Regions from separate parts of the Mus musculus genome. Here region 1 is linked to region 2. Evidence: chromatin contacts called from ENCODE Hi-C or POLR2A ChIA-PET data. All regions are on one chromosome and are shown on one strand. The core of a region is the stretch at or near the end of the contact, and the rest is flanking DNA. Distances in the headings are between cores, read along the strand shown. Region 1 has its middle 32 kb from the start of Gm34130. Region 2 holds the start of 1700056E22Rik (RIKEN cDNA 1700056E22 gene).

Region 1 (4,617 bases), core at 1,186-3,685, 130 kb after region 2:
CTACATTTGACTAGCGCCATTGCTGATGTGCATCCTATTCTCTGATGCCATCCAAATTCTGCAGTCATCATGAGAGATAATTGTTAGTCCTTCTCAGGCATGCTTCCTTTATCCTCAGCGGATCTCATTCTCCTGTTGGTCACCTCACTACGTTGATCGAAACCTCCCTAGGCACTGCCTCTTGTCCTTTCTCTTTCTACCCTGTTATTTGAGTCCCATTTCCTCTACAATTATTCACTTACGTAGGTGATCCAGGACCAGAGTGATTCATTCATTCCATTGTACCAGTATTTTAGTGAAAGTTAATGGGTGAACTGCCCAGGTGGGATAGTATCAGATAGTAGATCATTGGAGCAGAACATCAGGTGGTGAAAGTCAAGCTTACTGCCAAACTATGTTTCCACTTCTGGGTTATTTCCTTGAGCAGCTAGTTACAAAGTGATGTCATGGGATATTTGGGGATCCATGGTCATGTTCAAATAGGATATTTGGTGTTACTTTCTATTATAACTACTTACAGAGAGGAACCTAGAAAATACTGCTATGGCCTTTCCAGAAGCAGGCAGCTAGCACCTGGAAAGACAGAAATAACCCAAGACTATGGTCTTCTTTGATCTGTGACAATTTTCTTAGTTCTAGGAATTCAGGATTTCAGAATTGTGGCGCTTAGAGAACTGCTGGAAGTCATCTTTGGAAGGTGACCACATTTTTGATTCTGTTGCAGCTGAGAAAAATGGCTCCCCTCAGAGCTCTTTGGGGCTGACGGGGAACCCGGGTTTCCTCCCTCCCACATCAAAATATTGTGTGTATCAATCAAACCATGTATCCCTGGTGTAAGTGTGCATGTGTGAGAGAGGCTTTAGATATGTTTTCTGTTCTGGAAGGTTCTCTGGCAGAAGATCAGAAGATCTAATCTCCTAAATCACATTCTATTACCAATTGCCTGTTGACTATAGTCATCATCTACCCATCTGTAAGATAAGTAGTTCATACACACGTTGTCCTGGATCAATAAGCTGTCCAGAACATACAGGAGGATTTATGGTTAAAATGGTTGAAATGGTTGAAAAAGGAAACGAGGAGGCTGGGCGTGGTGGTGCACACCTTTAATCCCAGCACGTGGGAGGCAGAGGCAGGCAGATTTCTGAGTTCGAGGCCAGCCTGGTCTACAGAGTGAGTTCCAGGACAGCCAGGGATATACAGAGAAACCATGTCCCCCCAAAAAACAAAACAAAAAAGGAAACAAGGAAAGGGACTTTCCTTATTTTTGACTTTACAAAGTCAAAGCCATGTTTACCAAAACACATCCTAATGTATCGTCCCTCTAACACCCAGGGCTTCCTGCTTCCCACTCCCCAACCTCTGAGCCAGGACAGTCTTGGCCTTTACAGGTAACACTAGAGATGAGAATGACCTTATGATGGAAATGGCAACCTCTAGGCTGCTACCTGACAGAACACTGGGACAAGTGATCTCCTATGACCTCCTACTGATGCCTGTCTCTTAGCATAAAAATTCTGGTTCTAACCTGATCCCTTAACCATACAAAGGCTATGGGAAATAATGGTGTGAAGGAGGACACACACAGAGAGAGGAGTACACACAGACTATTCCATGTGGTGGCTAATGAAAGAAAACATGCCTGACTTTCCTCTTAGCACCTCCGTTACTCCTCATGCTCAAGCCTCTATTAAAATAATGTCAATAAAATTTCTAACTTGGGAAAGGGAGAAAGAATGGAGAGGTGGAGAAAGGAGAAAAGAAGAAGGAAAAGCACGTGAGCATATAGAAGATTCGGAAACGTGAGCGAGAGTTTCATGACATGGAAGATCGAGTTGATAGAACAGTCTGAAGACCAGAGCAAATAACCAAATGTCACTATCACTAATACAAGAGATGGAAATAAAGTTCCCTCGGAGTGAGCCTGCTTACAGCACGGGGGCTGCATCTCCTATACAGAGCATTCAGAATCCAGTACCTGGGACCAACATGGAGGGAGAGTTCTGGTCACGTGATGCAGAGACTTTTCATCAATCTAAGCCTGTTATTTCCCCACTCTGCTCTGGGTAGGAACGCTGCTGGCACTTCTACGTCAGCCACAGCTGTGTTAAGGAGGTCAAGGAAATGTGGGGAAAAGGGCAATTGTCTAGGGAGAGGAGTAGAAATTCCCAGGCAGCATTTTTTCTTTCCCCTAAATTTCTCTGGGAACTGTCTTACTGTGTCACCGTCAGTTTCTACTGGGTCATAAGCAACTCTTCTGCAAGCTGCTGGATCTATAAGATCCCCCAAGGCAGAACCCTAACCCCCTCTGGGGTGTGAGAGTTCACTGAACAGCCTCGTTCATGGCCATGAGCTTGGCACAGCCACAAGCCAGCGCCATTCCAGTACCATGTGATATCAGCAGGGTTACTCACTTGGTTGCCCTCCAGCAGGGCAGCTGGGGACACCTCCCTAGAGTGACTACAACATTCATCACTGAGATGACTCAGCCCAAGCTTCCCTCTGCCTGAAAAGGGAATCTGGGGCTGAGCGTGGGGTGAGAGGTGTCCACACTAGACCCATCTCTGTGCCCCTCACTTGCGAAGCACATAGCATAAGACTCAGGTCAGTGTATCAGAAGCAGAGAATGTACCATGAGTTTAGTCCAGAGGTATGTGTGGCAGGTAAGGCTGTGCTTACAGAAGTTCAAGGACGGCTACTCAGCTGCCTAAGGACAATAGCATCTCAGATGTCCACCCATTCCATCTCACTGATTCCAGTGTTCTGTCTTTGCTAGGCGAGGGCTTGTCCATTCTGGATCCCTGATATGTTACTGGGTAAGGCTCTTCCCCCTCACTGCTTGTCTCAAAGAAGTAATTCAACTAAGGTGGAAATTTGTTTGGCTAAGTAAATTAATGCCTACACTACAAACAGGTTGGGATGTGCTGTCCTGAAAAGTGGGGCAGTAGAGTTGGGGAAATGCTTTAACACAGTCTTTGGATAGGTGCTGTCTGGTTTCTTGCCCAAGAGTGAGTCCATTCTCTTTGCACAGTTTAATGTGCACAATCTCTAAGGCTACATGTGCTGCTCATTCATATTTCTGTCAATTGTAAGTGACAGTCCCATTTCTCTAATAGAATCATATGCTTCCTTCAAAAGCACCTGCTTCTACCGACAGCTGGAGCACCACGGCATCCCACACTGCACTAACCACATGGCAGGTGCTTGCTCAATACTTACTGCATGGTGGCCTCCGATCTTCAGTTCCCAAGGGAGAGAGATTTTCCACACTTTACTCTAACCGAGCTTTGAATCTCTTTAGAAAGAGCTTTGAACGAAAGCCTTGGTTTTATTCAACACCTCGTGTGTTCTGGGCTCTCCACGCTCCTGTGCAGATCTTCTCTCAAAGGTCTTCCCACAACATGTCCTTGAACTCACTATTCTGCCAATGTTCCTCCGATAACCCAGGTTCCAGCATGACCTTCTTTGGCTTTCCAGAGTTTCTGTATCATTCTCGGTGTTAGTTATGTTTCTGTTACTGCACTGAAATACCAGGGACACAGTGACCTAAGGAAGGGTTTCTTGCCAGGCAGTGGTGGCGCACACCTTGAATCCCAGCACCCGGGAGGCAGAGGCAGGCAGATTTCTGAGTTCAAGGCCAGCCTGGTCTGCAGAGTGAGTTACAGGACAGCCAGGGCTACACAGAGAAAACATGTCTCTAAAAACAAAACAAAGCAAAACAAAACAAAAAAAAAAGGAAGGGTTTCTTTTGGCTTAGGGTTTAAGAAAGCTAGATGTTCATAATGGTGGGAAAAGCAGGGTAGGAAGAAGCTGGCTGATCACACTTCAACCATGCACAAAGAGCAAAGATGGAGGGACAGACAGACAGGCAGACAGACAGACAGATAGATAGAGAAGTAGCGTAACACTATAAACTTTCAAAGCCCATCTTTAGCCAGGCTCTACCTCCTAAAAGTCCCACGATCTGCCCGAACAGTACCACCTACTGGGGACCAAGCATCCAAATACATGAGCCTGTGAGGGAACGTCTCTTGTTCAAGTCATTATATTCTCTGTCAGAGCCCTCAGCATGTTACAGTACACTGCCTGTCTCCCCTAGAGCTGAATGATCAGCCATATGCAATGAGACTGTGGGGACACTGGGAGAGAGACTCATTTCATCTTGGAACTGAGAAGGGCATGAGACAGAGTCAGAGGGTTGTATGAAGAGGAACACATTCAACCATGCCCTGACAGGTAGAAATAATCCAGATGATGAATAGCAGAGGTGCTGGAAATGGAGACAGGTGCTTGGGAGAACTTGTGAGTACCTAGAGCCTGGTGGACATGTGACAAGACTTACTGAAGTATAGACACTCAATTGTGATGTGTTTATGCTTATCAGTTTTAAGCAGAAAACAGAACAACTCCCTTTACAGAGCATGAACAAAGAAATCTTCCCCGGGCCTAAGAAATGGCTGCCATTAAAGTGCTTGTCTGGCAAGCAAGAGGACCTGATTTCAAGCCCTACTACTCACATTAAAAAACAAAACCCAAGCTGTGGCATGTGGCAACACACGTTTATAATCCCAGAGCCGAGGAGGCAGCGACAGGTAGCGAGCTAGCTTCCTGGGGTCA
Region 2 (4,798 bases), core at 1,548-4,047:
AGAAGGGGAAGAAAGAAAAAAATAAAGTCACATGAAAACAAAGCCAGTCTCATCCAATCCCCGGGGGAAGACCTCTGCATATCTCTGAGCAAAGTCAAAGTCCTTCTAGGTGCCCTAGGTTGTGATACTATCAAAGGCTAAAATTCACTTTGATCTGTTCAGAGAGGATGCATACCTGAGGGGCCCCATCCATTCTGATGCTAAGTCAAAGGTTAAAATTAGACTTGACATTAGAAACGGTAAGAGACCTCCTGTCACATAATGTTAGAGACATGCATCCAAGTTCAGCCTTAGTGGAGGTAAAGGCACAGAGGCCTGAAAAACAGTGAAGGCAGACAGGGAGGCTCTTAGATTTATTCTGAGCCTCCTCTCCTGTGCAGAGAAGTCTATTTCACCTGTGATGGATGCATCTGTCCACCCTGGCATGTACTGTATTTCATTTCTTTCCCCAGAGCCAAGGCAAAGAGACAAGCAAGAGCACTGTTGGAGCTCACAGAGATGCACGGAGATGCTTGGCAGCTAGCTATATTTACATGGGGGCTGGATGTTAACCTTCTGCATATCAGAAGGAATGTGTCTCCCTAAGTCAGCCTCCATGGCTAGGAGCTAATCTTCCTTTCCATTCTGGTGGGTCCTTTGAAAAGCTCAACGTCATCCTATTCAGAGCTCACATTAGACTCTTCCAAATCAAATCAAGCCATTACCACACACACACACACACACACACACACACACACACACTTACACTACGAATAACTATCCAGAAACCAAGTTTCCAAGGAGTCAGATCTAGGAACCCCACCCCAGGCTGACCCATGGCCCGTTCCTCTGTGACCCCACTCATCCTTACACTTCTCTATGCTGTGCCCCTAAGCAAAAAAGAGCATGTGTTTCATCTGGTCATACAGACAGACTTTGCATCTCCACTGGAGTGGCAACTTTGTAAAAAATGTTTCAACCCTATACTGATATTCTTCTTGGAAACAGTGTGGATTCCAAGAGGGCAACCTCACTCGTCCCTTTACCACAGTTAGGCTAATTGGGAAGCTCAGACCTAGAGCCCACGGGGGCTGCCTTTGCCTCCTCCAAGGGTGCCTGCAATGGATCACTTTCCTCCTCCCGGTAGGCACAAGGCCACCCTATAACATAGCAATTCTGACTCCTCTACTAGAGAAATCAAACCCCAAGCAAGAGCCACTCATCTAAACGAACTTTAAGAGCTGACTGGAAAAACATCAAGGATCATCGGTCTATTCATGACCGTAACTGTTCTCTGAGACCGAGCCAAAGTGTCACCAGCAAAATCCACACACGCGCACCCAGGAGCACGTCCCCACCCGTGTAGGCATATCCCCACTGACTCGGGTTTCTCTCACCCACCTTTGGTTGGGAGCAAAGGATCAAACCTTCTGCCTGCCTCCCTCCCTCCCTCCCCTCCCCTCCCCTCCCTCCCTCCTTCCCTCTCCCTTGCGTAGTATTTTTTTTTTCAGAGCGAGTACTATTCCAAAAACTGTTAACTGTGTCCCAGCTGGAACATGAATGCAGTCAAAGTCTTTGCTATTTTGCTACCTGGTAAGGGGACATCCAGGATTAGTAGCCTATTCCCTAGGAGGAGAACCCGGGAACGACTTTCCAGAGACACAGGCTGGGACCGGTACCTCTTCACTGTGCTGCTGCTCACACACGGGCACAGAGCGCACTGAGATCTGCATCCTTGCAGCAGATAGCTCCAAAGCCAGTCTGGCCCGGGAAACCTCCCACAAAAATAGCACGAACCCCCTACCCCCTTTCTCGCTAATCTTCCTTCCACCACTAACAGGGACTGAAGAAAAACCAAGTGCTTAAAGAATGCTCCTTCCCCACTCCTGGGGCACGTAGCATCCCTATTCCGTGCCACCACTGAGCATCATGAGCAAAGCCTTGGGCTTTGAAAACTGCCATAAAGCATCTTAACCAAACCAAAACTCATTTCCCCTCTTCATCCCAGGGCAAGCAGAGCCAAAAGACTAAACCTTAGGATCTTCCTTACCTGACGTAGGTCCGTCTCTGTCTCTCTGACACTGTCTCTGTCTCTCTCTCTCTCTGTCTCTCTGTCTCTGTCTCTCTCTCTCTCACTCACACACACACACACACACACACACACACACACACACACATACACACACACACACACACGGAACCCTCCACCCTCCGGCTCTGAGTGACCCGTGATGTCTTCCACTTACTTCATCAATAAGCGTAGCCCTCTACCATCTGGCGCCCGCTCCAGCTATGCGCTCGCGCAGTGCGCCCCCATTCACTCAGCTTCATTGATCCCCAGCAGCAACACAGAGTTACTTTCTCTTTTGCTACAGCGTAAATGTAAGCTTTGGAGGGGGCGGGGTTGCCTCCGAGCGACGGCGCGATACGCCAATGAAGACCCAGAGGCTGCCGCCCGCTACATCACAGTGGTCTCTGACCAATAAGAAGCCGAGGAGGGCGGAGAAAGGGGCGAGGCCTCGCCTTGGGAGGGAGGCCGGCTCGGACCCGCTAGTGGGTTTGGTGTGTTAGAACGCGCGGGTGGTGATGTCATTGGCAACCAATCAAAAACTTAAAAGTGCTAGCCCGGGCCCGCTTGGAGCAGCGGCTCTCTATTTACATGTAAACCTAGGCAGCAGGACGCGGTTAACCCTTCCTGGGACTGAAGTGTCAATGGCTTGCTCTGGTCGCTCCGGCTGAAACTGGTTCTTCTGACCCTCCCCCGCCCCCTGTTGAGGACATCAGCCTCGCGGGGTCTCCATTCCGCCTTTTGACTCCAGGTGGAGTGTCCATCCAACTTTCCCCAGGCCGGAGACGACTCGAAGCCGGGTCCCTCCATGGCTGTGGCTGCGCCGCGCGGGACGTGAGCGTGCACAGGGCCGGCCTCCCCGCAGCCCCGCTTGGCCCGGCCCGCAGATGTCGCTGCCCCTCCGGCTGCCCTACTGCTCTCCCGCGCGGCGGCTGCGCGCCGTGCTCTTGTTCCCCTACTTCCGTGACCCTGTCACTCCTCCGCCGTCCCCAACCTGTTCTCAGGAGCCCGACTCCGATCCCGAAGGCGGCACTCCGGAGAGCTACTCGGAGGAGGACGCCTGGCTCTGTGAGAGCAGCCACTGGGGGCCGGTGTTGAAGGGCAGCGTGGGCGCCGTCCCGCAGAGCTGGGCGTGGCCGGGCCCTCCGAACGCCCCACAAGCCCCGCAGCCCAGGCACCGACCTCCTCCCAACGCGGTCCCCGCTTCTCCCGCGGCCACCTCCCCCTGTGCGATGTTTTGGAGCCCGCAGTCCATCCGCCCCCCGGTGCTGGGCCGCCCCCGGCCCTCAGTGGCGCAGGGCCCTCGGCGAGCCAAGGAGCGCCAGCCTGGAACAGCAAGCGCCGGCGGGAAGGAGCCAGAGCTCGGGTTGAACAGCCAGAATGAGCGGCGCTTGAGGAGCATGGAAGGGCCCACGCCAGCTCTCCCGATTCCCCGAACTTTGTCCATCAGAGGGGTCACTACTGGTCGGGGTATGTCACCGGTGAAGAGAAGTGGGAAGCTGAGCAAGCCTGCTAGCGCCTTGCCAGAAAAATATCAGGGAAGGTACAGAAGAATGACCCTGGAATTCAAAGGAGTGGAAAAGCCCAGATGAACTGTGATGAAGTTGCGTTAAAGAATCCTAAAGCAATAGAGCTTTTTATACCTCCCTACCCCCTCAGAGAGGAAGACCAAAATGTGAAGTAATTGAAGTGGAATAAAACATTATCAGCTCCGTGGCAGGTTCAGATGTCCTTAATGATGGGAGGCGTTTGCTTTAGGCCCCAGACATTCACCATTGCTGTTGATCTAGGATCATAAGGTGTCCAACCATCATCACCTTCGCTGACTAGCTCTGTCGATTCAGCATGATCTCCCTTGAGTTGAGCACTTCTACACAAGTGCACACTGGGGTTGGAAAAGGATTTTCTTTAGCCCCATTCTGTCTACACACCCAAATACACAGCACCCACACCCGAATGTCTGCACACGAGTGTCCAGGTCGCACCCTTTGGTCCTTAGATCTTTGAGGATTAGCAGGATCAGGCTAGTGGAGGAGGTAGGCTGTGCGCATTTTCCGTGGAACCCAGAAAAGAATTTCCCAGAGCACTTTTGTAGGTTATCTATATCCCTGAATATTTACTGCTGGGGTTCCCATTTACGGTTTGAGTTCTAGGTATTAGGTCTGATGCTTGTCTGTCCAGCCACATTTGCTGTGTTCATCACTGTGTACATTTGTAAACAGCAAACTCCCGTCCTTGCTCCGAAAAAGATGAAAAGATGCTTGTGGAAGTGGTTGGGGTATAGTAGAGCGAGGTTCTCTATTGACCGAAGGCTTTGGGAAGGTTGTGTTTGCTTTAGGCTGGAGGAGCCTCTGTCTAAAGGTACTGACAACCTGTAAATTGTGATTCACAAAGCCTGATGCCGGCAATGTGAGAAAGAAATGTAACTCATTTAATGAGATGATTATTATAGTTTCAGACTAATAAGTTATAGTAATTCTGTTAACTAAAAGTCTGTCATCCAGGCTGAAAAATTGGGAAAACTGACAAAATTACTCATCAATCAAACCCGAAGCATTGAGTAATTTCCATGTCATTAACATATGCATGGTAATTACCAGCCATTAACATATGCTAAAGATCCGGAGGCTTTTTAAATTAGGCAGCAGTTTGAGTAGCTATACTCAAAGAAGTCAGATTCCAGGTAGGTTTTTCCACTCACTACTCCAGGATGCTTTTGTGCCAAGGGAGGTGATTTCAATTACTAATTTG

Evidence for each region. A loop is a pair of places that touch in the nucleus more often than their neighbours do. ChIA-PET counts read pairs that join two places held with the same protein, here RNA polymerase II (POLR2A).
Region 1: a loop to region 2 is called in a map of heart, with 2.4 times the contacts of the local background. The contact joins the enhancer-like site here to the promoter of 1700056E22Rik in region 2. A Hi-C loop is called at or near these places in 1 of 37 maps with a recorded cell type or tissue (heart). POLR2A ChIA-PET finds 5 or more read pairs at or near these places in 1 of 5 experiments (Patski).

The regions. Positions count from the first base shown.
Region 1 is chr1:183,903,343-183,907,959 of GRCm38, reverse strand. No RefSeq gene overlaps it. Among named protein-coding and RNA genes, the nearest start is that of Gm34130, 32 kb to the left of the region's middle. Within about 2 kb of position 2,435, at least 1 of the 3 ENCODE cell types and tissues checked has a DNase peak (open chromatin) inside an H3K27ac peak, as active enhancers do.
Region 2 is chr1:184,031,997-184,036,794 of GRCm38, reverse strand. 1700056E22Rik (RIKEN cDNA 1700056E22 gene) reads left to right here and starts at 2,797. Exons shown (of 1, transcript NM_028516.1): 1 at 2,797-3,763. The coding sequence starts at 2,935. The coding sequence ends at 3,639. It overlaps Dusp10 (dual specificity phosphatase 10), which reads right to left and starts at 2,414. Exons shown (of 4, transcript NM_022019.6): 1 at 2,226-2,414.